Linked DNA regions of Homo sapiens: region 1 is linked to region 2. Evidence: read pairs that join two places in POLR2A ChIA-PET (ENCODE). Cell type or tissue: OCI-LY7. All regions are shown on one strand. Links, peaks and the distances in the headings refer to the core of each region. The heading gives the core; the rest is flanking DNA. Region 1 overlaps HSD17B6 (hydroxysteroid 17-beta dehydrogenase 6). Region 2 overlaps RBMS2 (RNA binding motif single stranded interacting protein 2).

Evidence for each region. Peaks named below come from ENCODE experiments on the same cell type or tissue, not always from the same donor. Only the 100,000 strongest peaks of a DNase experiment are listed, where the experiment ranks them.
Region 1: POLR2A ChIA-PET joins it to region 2 with 12 read pairs; 2 of 35 experiments call an interaction of 5 or more read pairs at or near these places.

The regions. Positions count from the first base shown.
Region 1 is chr12:56,770,382-56,779,751 of GRCh38, reverse strand. HSD17B6 (hydroxysteroid 17-beta dehydrogenase 6) reads right to left here. Exons shown (of 5, transcript NM_003725.4): 2 at 5,587-5,918. The coding sequence starts at 5,899. Among named protein-coding and RNA genes, the nearest start is that of HSD17B6, 12 kb to the right of the region's middle. In OCI-LY7, for the core only: no CTCF peak of the experiment used is centred there; a DNase peak (open chromatin) is centred at 3,941.
Region 2 is chr12:56,595,904-56,598,403 of GRCh38, reverse strand. It overlaps RBMS2 (RNA binding motif single stranded interacting protein 2), which reads right to left. Exons shown (of 14, transcript NM_002898.4): 14 at 2,211-2,500. It overlaps BAZ2A (bromodomain adjacent to zinc finger domain 2A), which reads left to right. Exons shown (of 29, transcript NM_001300905.2): 29 at 1-2,500. Among named protein-coding and RNA genes, the nearest start is that of BAZ2A, 33 kb to the left of the region's middle. In OCI-LY7, for the core only: no CTCF peak of the experiment used is centred there; no DNase peak of the experiment used is centred there.

The DNA.
Region 1 (9,370 bases), core at 2,739-5,238, 180 kb before region 2:
AACAGAACTGAAATACACAGCAGCAAGAGCATGTATGTCAGGAAGGATGACTGAAATGTGAGTGTTCTGAGGGCCTTGGATTACTCAGGAGAAAGGTAAAGATGTTAATTTTACATTTGATAAACCACATATGCACTTAAAATTTCTACTAGGGAAACAGAAATAGAGAATATTATAGTACTTTCAATTTAGTAGTGGAAAAAGTGGAATAAAAATTCAATCAATTCAAAAGAGCATAAAGGAAACAGGAAAAAATGGGACAAATAAAAAGCACAAAATAAGATGAAAGAAATAAATCCAAACATAATAATTAAGGCCAGGCTCAGTGGCTCATGCCTGTAATCCCAACACTTTGGGAAGCTGAGGCATTAAGATCACTTGAGACCAGGAGTTTGAGACCAGCCTGGGCAATGCAGTGAGACCCACTCTACAAAACTTTTTTATTTTAAGTTAGCTAAGTGTGGTGGTGCACACCTGAAATCCTAGATACTCAGGAGGCTGAGGTGGGAGGATGGCTTGAGTCCAGGAATTCGACATTACAGTGAGCTGATCGTGGCACTACACTCCAACCTGGATGACAGAGTGAGACTTTGCCTCTAAAAAAAAATAAAATAATAATAATAAAGTAGTATAGATGAAAGAAATGTTCTACTAAAAAAAAAAATTGTCAGATTGGATTAGTTTTTATATCAGCTATATGCTACTTACAAGAGGCTCACATAAAATACAGAGACACAGAAAAGTTGAAAGTATAAGGATTAAAAAAGACTCCAAGGTGGCCGGGCGCGGTGGCTCACGCGTGTAATCCCAGCACTTCGGCAGGCCAAGACGAGCGGATCCCGAGGTCAGGAAATCGAGAGCATCCTGGCAAACACGGTGAAACCCCGTCTCCACTAAAAATACAAAAAAATTAGCCGGGCCTGATGGCGGACGCCTGTAGACCCAGCTACTTGTAAGGCTGAGGCAGGAGAATGGCGTGAACCCAGTAGGCGGAGCTTGCCGTGAGCCGAGATTGCGCCACTGCACTCCAGCCTGGGCGACTGAGTGAGACTCCGTCTCAAAAAAAAAAAAAAAAAAGAAAAAGACTCCAAGGTAAAAAGTCTTTGTAACTGAAGGGATAGTAACATTATAAACTGAGAGAAGGACTAGAAAGAAAAGTAGAATTGGTGAAGAAAGGCCGGGCGCAGTGGCTCATGCCTGTAATCCCAGCACTTTGGGAGGCCGAGGCGGGCGGATCACCTGAGGTCACCAGCCTGGCCAACATGGTGAAACCCCGTCTCTACTAAAAATACAAAAATTAGACGGGCATGGTGGTGTGTGCCTGTAATCCCAGCTACCTAGGAGGCTGAGGCAGCAGAATCGCTGGAACTCGGGAAGCAGAGGCTGCAGTGAGCTGAGATCGCGCCACTGCACTCCAGCCTGGGTGACACAGCAAGACTCTATCTCCAAGAAAGAAAAAACAAAAAAGAATTGGTGAAGAGGTGAGAGGAAAACAAAGACTCCTTTAGATTTTGTGAGTTTCAGGCACTAGTAGAATTTCCAGATGGAGAAATGCGGCAAGTAGTTGGAAATTCAAATGTGAGGAGTAAGAAACCAAGGGCACAGATAAAAAGGGTAATAGACAAAAGTATGAGTATAGAGGATTCATTCAGCATTTATTGAGCCCTTAACATGTACCAGGCAAGGTGCCAGAAGTTGGAAATATAAAAATGAGTAAGAGAGGCCCATATCTTCAAGGAGCTCACAGTCTAACAGATGGGAAAACAATAACAATACAATAGAAATAAACGGGTATGCACAGCAAAGAGACTATAACTACCCATAACTTCTGACTCTGCCTGGGGGAGTTAAGAACATCCTCAGACAAGAAGCAATATTTTATTATTTTTTTAAATTGAGATGGTATCTCACTGTGTTGCCCAGGCTGGTGTTGAACTCCTGGGCTCAAGCAATCCTCCCACCCCGGCCTCCCAAAGTGCTGGAAGGAAGTAATATTTTAAAATACATTTTAGATTTTCAAAATTTTTTTAGTCAAATCAGTAAATTTTCAAGTTTAAAGTAAATTGTTTTTTAAAAAATTTACACTTTGGGCCAGGTGCAGTGCCTCACGCCTGTAATCCCAGCACTTTGGGAGGCCAAGACAGGCGGATCACCTGAGGTCAGGAGTTCGAGACCAGTCTGACCAACATGGAGAAACCCAGCTCTACTAAAAATACAAAATTAGCAGGGTATGGTGGCGGGCGCCTGTAATCCCAGCTACTTGGGAGGCTGAGGCAGGAGAATCGCTTGAACCTGGGAGGCGGAGTTTGCAGTGAGCGGAGATCATGCCGTTGCACGCCAGCCGGGGCAACAAGAGCAAAACTCCATTTCCAAAAAAAAAAAAAAATTTACACTTTGGAAGGCCAAGGCAAGTGGTTGGCTTGAGCCCAGGAGTCTGAGACCAACATGGGCAACATGGAGAAACCTCATGTCTACAAAAAATACAAAAATTAGCCAGGCATGGTGGTGCACCCCTGTAGTCCCAGCTACTCTAGTGGCTATTCACAAGTGCTATCGTAGCCCACTGTAGCCTCAAACTCCTGCTCAAGCAATGTTCCCACCTCAGCCTCTCAAGTAGCTGGAACTACAGATGTGTAGCCACTACACCCAGCCAAAAGAAGCAATTTCATTGCTACTTTGCAACTCCTAGAGTGAGGAGTTATTTAGGAGATCCAATTACCAGAATCTACTGAATCATAAAACCAAGGGAGAAGGAGAAGAAGGTAATCAAAGAGGAGTTGAATAATATCTAGACAAAATAGAACTTAAAAAGAGAATTTATTCATAATTGCCAAAAACTGAAAACAACCAAGATGTCCTTCAATAGGTGAATGATAAACTGTGGTACATACATACAATGGAATACTATGCAGCGAGAAAAAGAAATGAGCTGTCAGGCTTGACGCAGTAGCTCATACCTGTAATTCCAGCATTTTGGGAGGCTGAGGCAAGAGGATCACTTGAGCCCAGAAGTTCAGTGCTGCAGTGAGCTATTATTGCACCGCTGCACTTCAACCTGGGCAACAGAGTAAGACCTCCATCTCAACAAAACAAAACAAACAAACAAAAAAACAGAAATGAGCTATGAAGCCATGAAAAGACATGGAGAACAGGTGTGGTGGCTCATGCCTGTAATCCCAACACTGGGAAGCCAAGGTTGGAGGATCAGTTGAGCCCAGGAGTTCAAGACCAGCCTGGGTGACATGGTGAGATGACGTCTCTAAAAGAAAAAAAATTTTTAATTAGCCAGGCATGGTGGTGTGTACCTGTACTCCAGCTACTTGGGAGGCTGAGGTGGGAGGATCGCTTGAACCAAGGAGAGTGAGGCTGCAGTGGGCCATGATCATTCCACTGCACTCAGGCCTGGGCAACAGAGCAAGATCCTGTCTCAAAAAAAAAAAAAAAAAAGGCAAGACATGAAGGAATCTTAAATGCATACTGCTAAGTGAAAGAAGCCAGTCTAAAAGACTACATATAACATTATTCCAGCCGGGCGCGATGGCTCACGCCTGTAATCCTAACATTTTGGAAGGCCAAGGCGGGCAGATCACCTGAGGTCAGGAGTTCGAGGCAAGCCTGGCCAACATGGTGAAAACCCATCTCTACTAAAAATATAAAAATTAGCCCGGTATGGTGGTGCATGCTTGTAGTGCCAGCTACTTGGGAGGCTGAGAAAGGCGAATCGCTTGAAGCCGGGAGGTGGAGGTTGCAGTGAGCCGAGATTATGCCATTGCACTCCAACCTGTGTGACAAGAGTGAAATTCTGTCTCAAAAAAATATGATTCCAACTATATGACATCTGGAAATGGAAAAACTATGGAGACAGTAAAAAGAGCAGTGGTTGCCAGGAATGTGGGGAGTGATGAATATGTAAAGCACGAGGGACTTTTAGGGAACTGAAACTATTCTGTGTGATACAATAATGGTGGCTACTTGTCATTACACATTTGTTCAAACCCACAGAACTATATAATACAAAGTGAACCCTAATGTAAACTATGGACTTTAGTTAACGATAACATATCAACATTGGTTCATCAATTGTAACAACTCTGTCTCAAAAAAAAAAGGGAAAATTGTTGAGGGGGTATATAGGAACTCTGTACTTTCTGTTCAATTTTCTATAAACCTAAAATTTCTCTAAGAAATAGTGTGTTGATTTTTAAATATAATGAAATTTTAAAACATTTTTTAAAGAAGACCAAAGATTGACTTCAAGAAATGCCTATATTTTAAGTAGCAGCCAAGATAATCAGATTCTTAAGAACATCTTAGCCTGGGCAATATACCAAGACCGTGTTTCTGCTAAAAATAAAAATAAAAAAAAATTAGCCAGGCATGGTGGCAACCGCTTCTAATCCCAGCTAATTGAAAGGGTGAGGCAGGAAGATTGCTTGAGCCCAGGAGATCAAGGCTGCAGTGAGCTATGATCATGCCACTGTACCCCAACTCCTCAAATATAAAGAATTATGTTTATAAATACTCTACTTCCAATATGAGATAATAGCTTCAAATCTATTGAGCTTATTTTTCAACAACAAAATAAACATTGTTAAGGAAATGAAACGCCACAAAAGACCTCAACAGTCCTTCAAATGACGAGGCCAGCCTTCTAAGCTCAGCTTTGATACACACAGTCAGCCCTTCATATCCATGGATTCAATCAATTGTGGATAGAAAACACAATTTTTAATTTGCATCTGTACTGAACATATACAGACTTTTTTCCTTGTCATTATTCCCTAAACCAGGGGTCTCCAGTGCCTGGGCCATAGACTGGTACCAGCCCATGGCCTGTTAGAAACCAGGCCACACAGCAGGAGGTGAGCAGCAGACAAGCAAGCAAAGCTTCATCTGTATTTACAGCCACTCCCCATCACAGGCATTACTGCCTGAGCTCCGCCTCCTGTCAGGTCAGTGGCAGCAGTAGATTCTCACAGGAGCACTAACCCTATTGTGAACTGCACATGCCAGGGATATATCCTATGCACTCCTGTTGAGAATCTAATGCCTGATGATCTGTCACTGTCTCTTATCACCCCCAGATGGGACCATGTAGATACAGGAAAACAAGCTCAGGGCTCCAACTGATTCTACATCATGGTGAGTTGTATAATTATTTCATTATATATTACAATGTAATAATATAATGAAGTGCACAATAAATGCAATGCACTTGAATCATCCCAAAACCATCCCCACTCCCTGTCCATGGAAAAACTGTCTTCCACAAAACCGGTCCCTGGTGCCAAAAAGGCTGGGGACGGCTGCCCTAAACAATACAGTATAACTACTATTTACATATCATTTACAAAGTATTTAGTATTTTATGTAACCCAGGCATGATTTAAAGTATCCATACCTTAAAGGATGTGCATAGGTTATAACCAAATACTGCACTATTTTATATAAGGGATTTGAGCATCCTCGGATTTTAGTATCCACAAGCAGTCCTTGAACCAATCCCCAGGAGACACCAAGGAACAACTGTATATATAACCTTAGCATCTTCATGCTAAGTAAATAAAAGGAGAAAATATTTCATACCTCTGTCCCCCACATGCTCCTTCACCCACTGAGTAGCTGCAGCGATGCTCTCCATCTTGGTAACATCCAGGGTCACCGTCTCCAGCCTGTCAGACGTCTGGCCCCTCAGCTGCTCGGCCCCCTTCTCCGTCAGACACGCAGCCAGCACTCTCAAGCCTCGTGCATCCAGCTGTCTGGCCAGCAGGTTCCCAAAGCCCGAGTCACAGCCCGTGATAAAGACATACTTGTCTTGGAGGTGGCTCACCACCTGCCTCTCCCGGTACCAGTGCAGAAGGTAGTACAGGCCCACGAAGGCCGCCAGGTAGAGCCACATAGTGAGGGTGCTTCCTTCTCTTTCAATAGAAAGAAAACATTTTATTCCTTCCTTATTATTTAACCAATATATCTATTCAGTATTTGCCATGTGCCAGGCATTGCACTAGGTGATAGGGACTCTTTATTGATTAATACTTAGTCCTACCCTCAAGGGGCCACAGTCTAGAGAGGGAAGTCAGTGAGGTAACCAAACAAATCCAATGCAGTGTGAAAGGTGCCATAACAGAAGTATACACACAGTCTACAAAGGAAGATGACCGATAGCCTAGCACAGAAGGAATGATTTTGGTACTACTTCCTACCAAATAGGATAAGTAAGTTCAAAAAGTGGATAAGGATGACAACATTCCAGGCAGTAACAATGTGTACATGAAGGGAGTCGTGAGCAGCACAGAACTTCTTGAGACCTATAAACAATTCTGCATGAGTGCAGAGCAGAACATACATAAGAAGAGACTGGAGATGAGGTAGTGAAGGGCCAAATCATGAAAGGCCTTGTAAGCCACACTACGGAATCTGGATGTTATCCTGTGGACAGAGTATGCTACTAGAAGACATTAAACAGAGTATGCTACTAGAGTCAGGTGGCCAGATTAAGTTTTAGGAAGATTTGTCTCACAATGGCAGTGGAGGATAGATGAAACAGGTGTGGTGAAGGCAGTGAGATCCATTAGGAGATCCAATAGTTTGGGTGAGTTATTGCAGCCAAAGCAATTTGTAAACCTAGACCAATCAGAAGCATTGTTGAAATGAGTGTTCACAGATGCCTATGTTTCTATATGAAATTCTGGAGCAAAGTCCACCATTTTTTAGTAATCTATACATGTTGGCTGAACTAACATAATTCATAACAACATAGGTAGAGGTCAAATATGGGTATGGGCCCGCTAGCATCATAAGGCCTATACCACAACGCCTGCATGAGGCTAGTCTATGCAATTCAAACTCCTTAGTTTGACATGAATGTCCCCAGCACTCTGGCTACTTAGGCTTCTCTCTTGCATCCTACTCTTTAGCCAAAACAAACAACTTTCAGTCCCCTGCAAAGCACAGGCTTTTTACGCCTCTGCATACACTTCTTTCTACTGGAAAGAAGTAGCCCTCATCTACTTGGCAAATAACACTCTTTTTTTTTTCTTTTTTTTTTTTTTTTGAGACAGAGTTTCACTCTTTTTGCCCAGGCTGGAGTGCAATGGCGCAATCTCAGCTCACTGCAACCTCCGCCTCCTGGGTTCAAGTGATTCTCCTTGCCTCAGCCTCCCGAGTAGCTGGGATTACAGGCACGTGCCACCAAGCCGGGCTAATTTTGTATTTTTAGTAGGGAGAGAGTTTTTTACCATGTTGGCCAGGCTAGTCGTGAACTCCTGACCTCAGGTGATCCACCCACCTTGGCCTCCCAAAATGCTGGGATTACAGGCATGAGCCACCACACCCAGCCATAACACTCATCTTTTAAGTCTCAGCCTAATCATCACTTTCATTCAGCAAACATTAATTCAACAACTACTTGAGTCAGACACAGTGTTAGGCACTGATACACAAGAGTGAACAATACATAGTCCATTTTTCATTGAATTCACAGTCTCATTATGAAGACTGACAACAATGCATTATAACAGAAGTAAAAACAGGAGGCTGCTGGAACACTCAGGAGAGGCTTCTAAGGCAGTTTAGAGAGGTCTGAGAAGCTTCCTAGAGAGAATAAAATATAAGTTGAGATCTACAGGTGTACTAGTCCGTTTTCACACAGCTATAAAGATACCACCCGAGACTGGGTAATTTATAAAGAAAAGAGGTTTAATTGATTCACAGTTCCACATGGCTGGGGAGGTCTCAGGAAAATTACAATCATGGTAGAAGGGGAAGCAAACACATGATGGCAGGAAAGCAAAAGCAAGCAAGAGAGGAACTACCAAACGCTTATAAAACCATCAGCTCTCATGAGAACTCAACATGGGGGAAACCACCCCCATGATCCAATCACCTCCCACCAGGTTCCTCCCTAAACACCTAGGAATTACAATTCAAGATATGATTTGGGTAGCGACACAAAGCCAAACCATATCAAAAGGATAATTAAAAAATAATAGCTAGGCCAGGCACACTGGCACATGCCTGTAATCTCAGCATGTTGGGAGGCCAAGGCAGGCAGATCACCTGAGGTCAGGAGTTTGAGATCAGCCTGGTCAACATGGCGAAACCGCATCTCTACAAAAATACAAAAATTAGCCAGGCATGATTGTGGGCGCCTGTAATCCCAGCTACTTGGGAGGCTGAGGCAGGAGAATCGCTTGAACCCGGGAGGTGGAGGTTGCAGTGAGCCGAGATCATGCCATTGCATTCCAGCCTGGGTGACAGAGCGAGATTCTGCCCATCTCAAAAAAAAAAAAAAAAAAAAAAAATTGCAACCCTTGCCGAGCACTTGCTGTGTATCAGGCTCTGTTCTAAGATGTCACATATATTAACTTTTTGAATTCTCACAAGAACCCTACAAGACAGGTCCCATCATTATTCCTCTGTGTCAGTTCAGATACCAAGACAAAATTAGACATGCAAGAGATTATGGGGGAAACACCCTCAGAGGACAAAGGGGGAAGGCACAGGAATAGGTGGTAATGCAGATCTGACACCTCGGGAAGGAGAGGGGAACAGAAGGAGGAGAAGATAGGAAGAGCTTTAGACTGTAGTAGAGCCCCAAGAAAGTCTCAGCCAGGCCCATGAGCCTGAGCAAAGACTGCCACTGGAGAAGTTCCACACTGGGCTGAACTGGTCCAGCTCCAGTACTGCCATCCTTCTGGTCATTGGCTGACCAGTGCCCAAGAGGAGCGTGCCTCAGTGTAAATACCACAGCAGATCGGAGGGTGCCACAACTGGAGGCTGGAAGTCAACCTCACTCCTCATAGCAGATTTTCTTGAGTGATCTGAGCAATGCACCTCAATGGCTGCCACACTGTTTCATAGGTGAGCACTGAGAGATTACATACAGTACTAGACAGAGGGGACAAAAAATGGTCCAGGCAAGAGACTTTCCTGCCCTGATTTAACCTGCCCCATGGTCTAACAGAATTGACTATACCCTCCTTAGTGTCCCCATTGTGGCCTGGGTTTATCATGATGCCTGCTGTACTTCATTGCACTGCTCTTCCCCATTTTTAGACTATAAGGCCCTTGAGAGCCCAGGTTACATATTAGTCTGCACCTGGCCCAGTGAATGGCACATAGCAGATACTTAATAAATGTTAGATAAATTAAGTTATACTAAGTAAAAATATCCTGATAAAAAATTGAGAGAAAAAAAGCAGGGAGAATGAGCCAGAGAAGTAGGAAAAAGCAAGCTGATGAAAGCCAAGGAAAGGGGGGCTTAATGAGGATCAGCAATGCAACCAGGAGGTCTGCTGGGTAATAGGAGGGCACTGGTGCTCTTAACGGGAAGACTCAGACAGTGAAGGGCACAGAAGCCAATCTTCAG
Region 2 (2,500 bases), core at 1-2,500:
GAGGTCCTTCTGGACTAAAAGCCAAAAAAAGAAAGAAAAAAATAATTTTTCTTTTCTGTTTTATTTGCTAATTAAAAATGGGGAGGGGGAAAGTCGTCCCTACTTCCTCCTCCCTGCTTCCTCTCCTCCCCTGTACGTGCCCCAGCATTCTGGGGTTATTTAACAATAGCAATAGTTCTAGTGAATGTGTGAAACCAAGAAACACTCTGTACTGTGTGCGGACCCGCAGTGACGGCCAGTAAAGTGGACTTAACTCCCAAGTGTGTCGCGCCGGACACCGGGCCCTGGACATGCTGCTTCCATGTTCAGTCCCTTCCCTGCTTCTCGCTGTCTTTCTTTTCCCACCTCCCACCCCCCAGTTTTCAGATTTTCTCTCATCCAATAATGTAAAACTATCGTGTACGGGTTCCTCCCTCCTTTTCTCTTCTCCCAAATCTTTTCCCTTCAAAGGAAAAAAAAATGTTCAGAGGTCCCTGTCTTCTGTCCCCATCTTCCTGCCGATAGCTATCCCCTGTATGATGTTGGATGCTCCTCACATGCTGAGTTTCCAGCCTTTTCTGAAACTCAGTAGCTGGGGAGAGGGCAGGGAGGCTTCCTGGGCCTTCCAGCCTCCTTCCCCACCTCCTTCCCAAACCCTCTTGGGAACTCCTCAGGGACAACTACTGCTGAGTTTGGGTGCACCCTAAGATGGAGGCCAGGTAGCAATGGGGCCGGCCTCAGAGAGAGCGCTGTGTGTGTGTGTGTGTGTGTGTGTGTGTGTGTGTGTCGGCCTCAGAGCGCGCTGTGTGTGTGTGTGTGTGTGTCAGCCTCAGAGCGCGCGCTGTGTGTGTGTGTGTGTGTGCGTGCTTGTGACCCTGTATTGTTTGATAGGATCCATTCAGTTTCCCCAAGTACCTGTTTTCATTCCCATTTTTCCCATTGTTTAAAACCATCACTTTTTTGTCTTTGGGAAACCACAGGAACAATTTCTCTGGAGACAAGGCTGTGTCTCTCTCCTGGTCATTTTTGTTCCAGCCTCTTCAGACTGTGCAATCTTTCAGCAGGAACTCCCTCTCTTCTCGGTAGCTTTGAATCTTAAGCTTCTACGGGAGAGTGGTAGAACTGGATCATTTCCTAATCCCATTTAGTTGTGCTTTTCTTCATTTACTTCATACCCCAGGACCCCTTCCCCAGCAGCAGAGACCCTGGAGCACAGGAGAGTAGGGAGGAGGGGTTCTGGGTCCATCACTGCCCTACATGTGACTATGTCCAAGTTAAGCCCCCAACACGAGAGGAAAGCTGCTGACTCCCAGCTATAGCCATGGGCACTTGGCCCCCTGCTTTTCCTGCTCAGCAGAGCCCCTCCCTTCAGAGATTACGGGTACTTGCACTGGGGAGGTGGCTGCTGGCTGGCCCAAGCAGAGAGCTGAGGCATCCAAGAAATGTTCCATTGGGGGGTGGGGGTGCCAGGTGAGGTGGAGCATTCCTTGTATTCTGGCAGCACTGAAGAGCCACTGAAGGGGGTAGGGGCAGTGTAGGTCCTGGGGCAGCCCCTTTATTCCTTTATGCCCCTTCTCCCTCATAGCCTATTTCTAAAGTCGCCTTTTCTGTCAGATAAACCTCAAAACTTTTAATTTTATTTGAGATTTTTTTTTGCTTTTAAGAGGTGGATTGAAGAATATTTGAATTGACTTTATATTATGCATAAATATTTATATTTTATCTAAATAACTGCGCTGTAACAAACTTTGTGTTAGACAGTTGAAACTGTTAGAGTTGGGGGCTCTGCTTTTTCCCCCTGGCAATTTTCCCCTGGTATAAGATGTGCTAGATTAATTTCATTGTGAGGTGGATGGGGGAGTGAAATTGTGAGGTGGATGGGGGAGTGAAATCTCCATGGTTCCTGCTTTGTGTTCCTCTCCCAGCTCCATCTCTTTCCCTAGGGACCAGGCACTCATATGGCGGGGTGGGGTCCTAGCCTCAGTTTGAAGAAGTGGGGGCTGGAGCGGGGTTGGGGGTGGTAGGGATAGGGCATGATCAAAGGGGCCATTTCTTGCTTTTCTTTCCTCATCTTCACTGCCCCCTTGAGCTAGGTGGATTTTCTCTTCATGACAAGAGTATTTGGTAGGGAAAGCAGGTTTAAAATAAAAAGACAACCCACCCCCTGCCCTTTTGCTTCCCTCCCATCAGTCTGGTTGACAGGAAGAAACCACACCATCAACACCAACAAGTTTCTGTGTTCCTTTTACAGCAAAAGGGACTTTTTATATAACCAAATGTGGTGTTTTAGTGACTTTTTGATAATGTACAGTTTTTTGTGAATTTAAATTTATTTCTTTCTATATTTTTAGGACCAATCTCATTTTTAATAAGGTTAAAAAGAAAAAAAAAGTCTAGCGAAAAAACTCCTGTTTTTGCCATGTGATGTTCCACAAGTGCAGCTGTAGAAAAGTGCTTGTCAGTTGTTGAATAAAAAAAACCACATTTGATAGAGATTCAAAAGACTCTGTGTATTCATCTT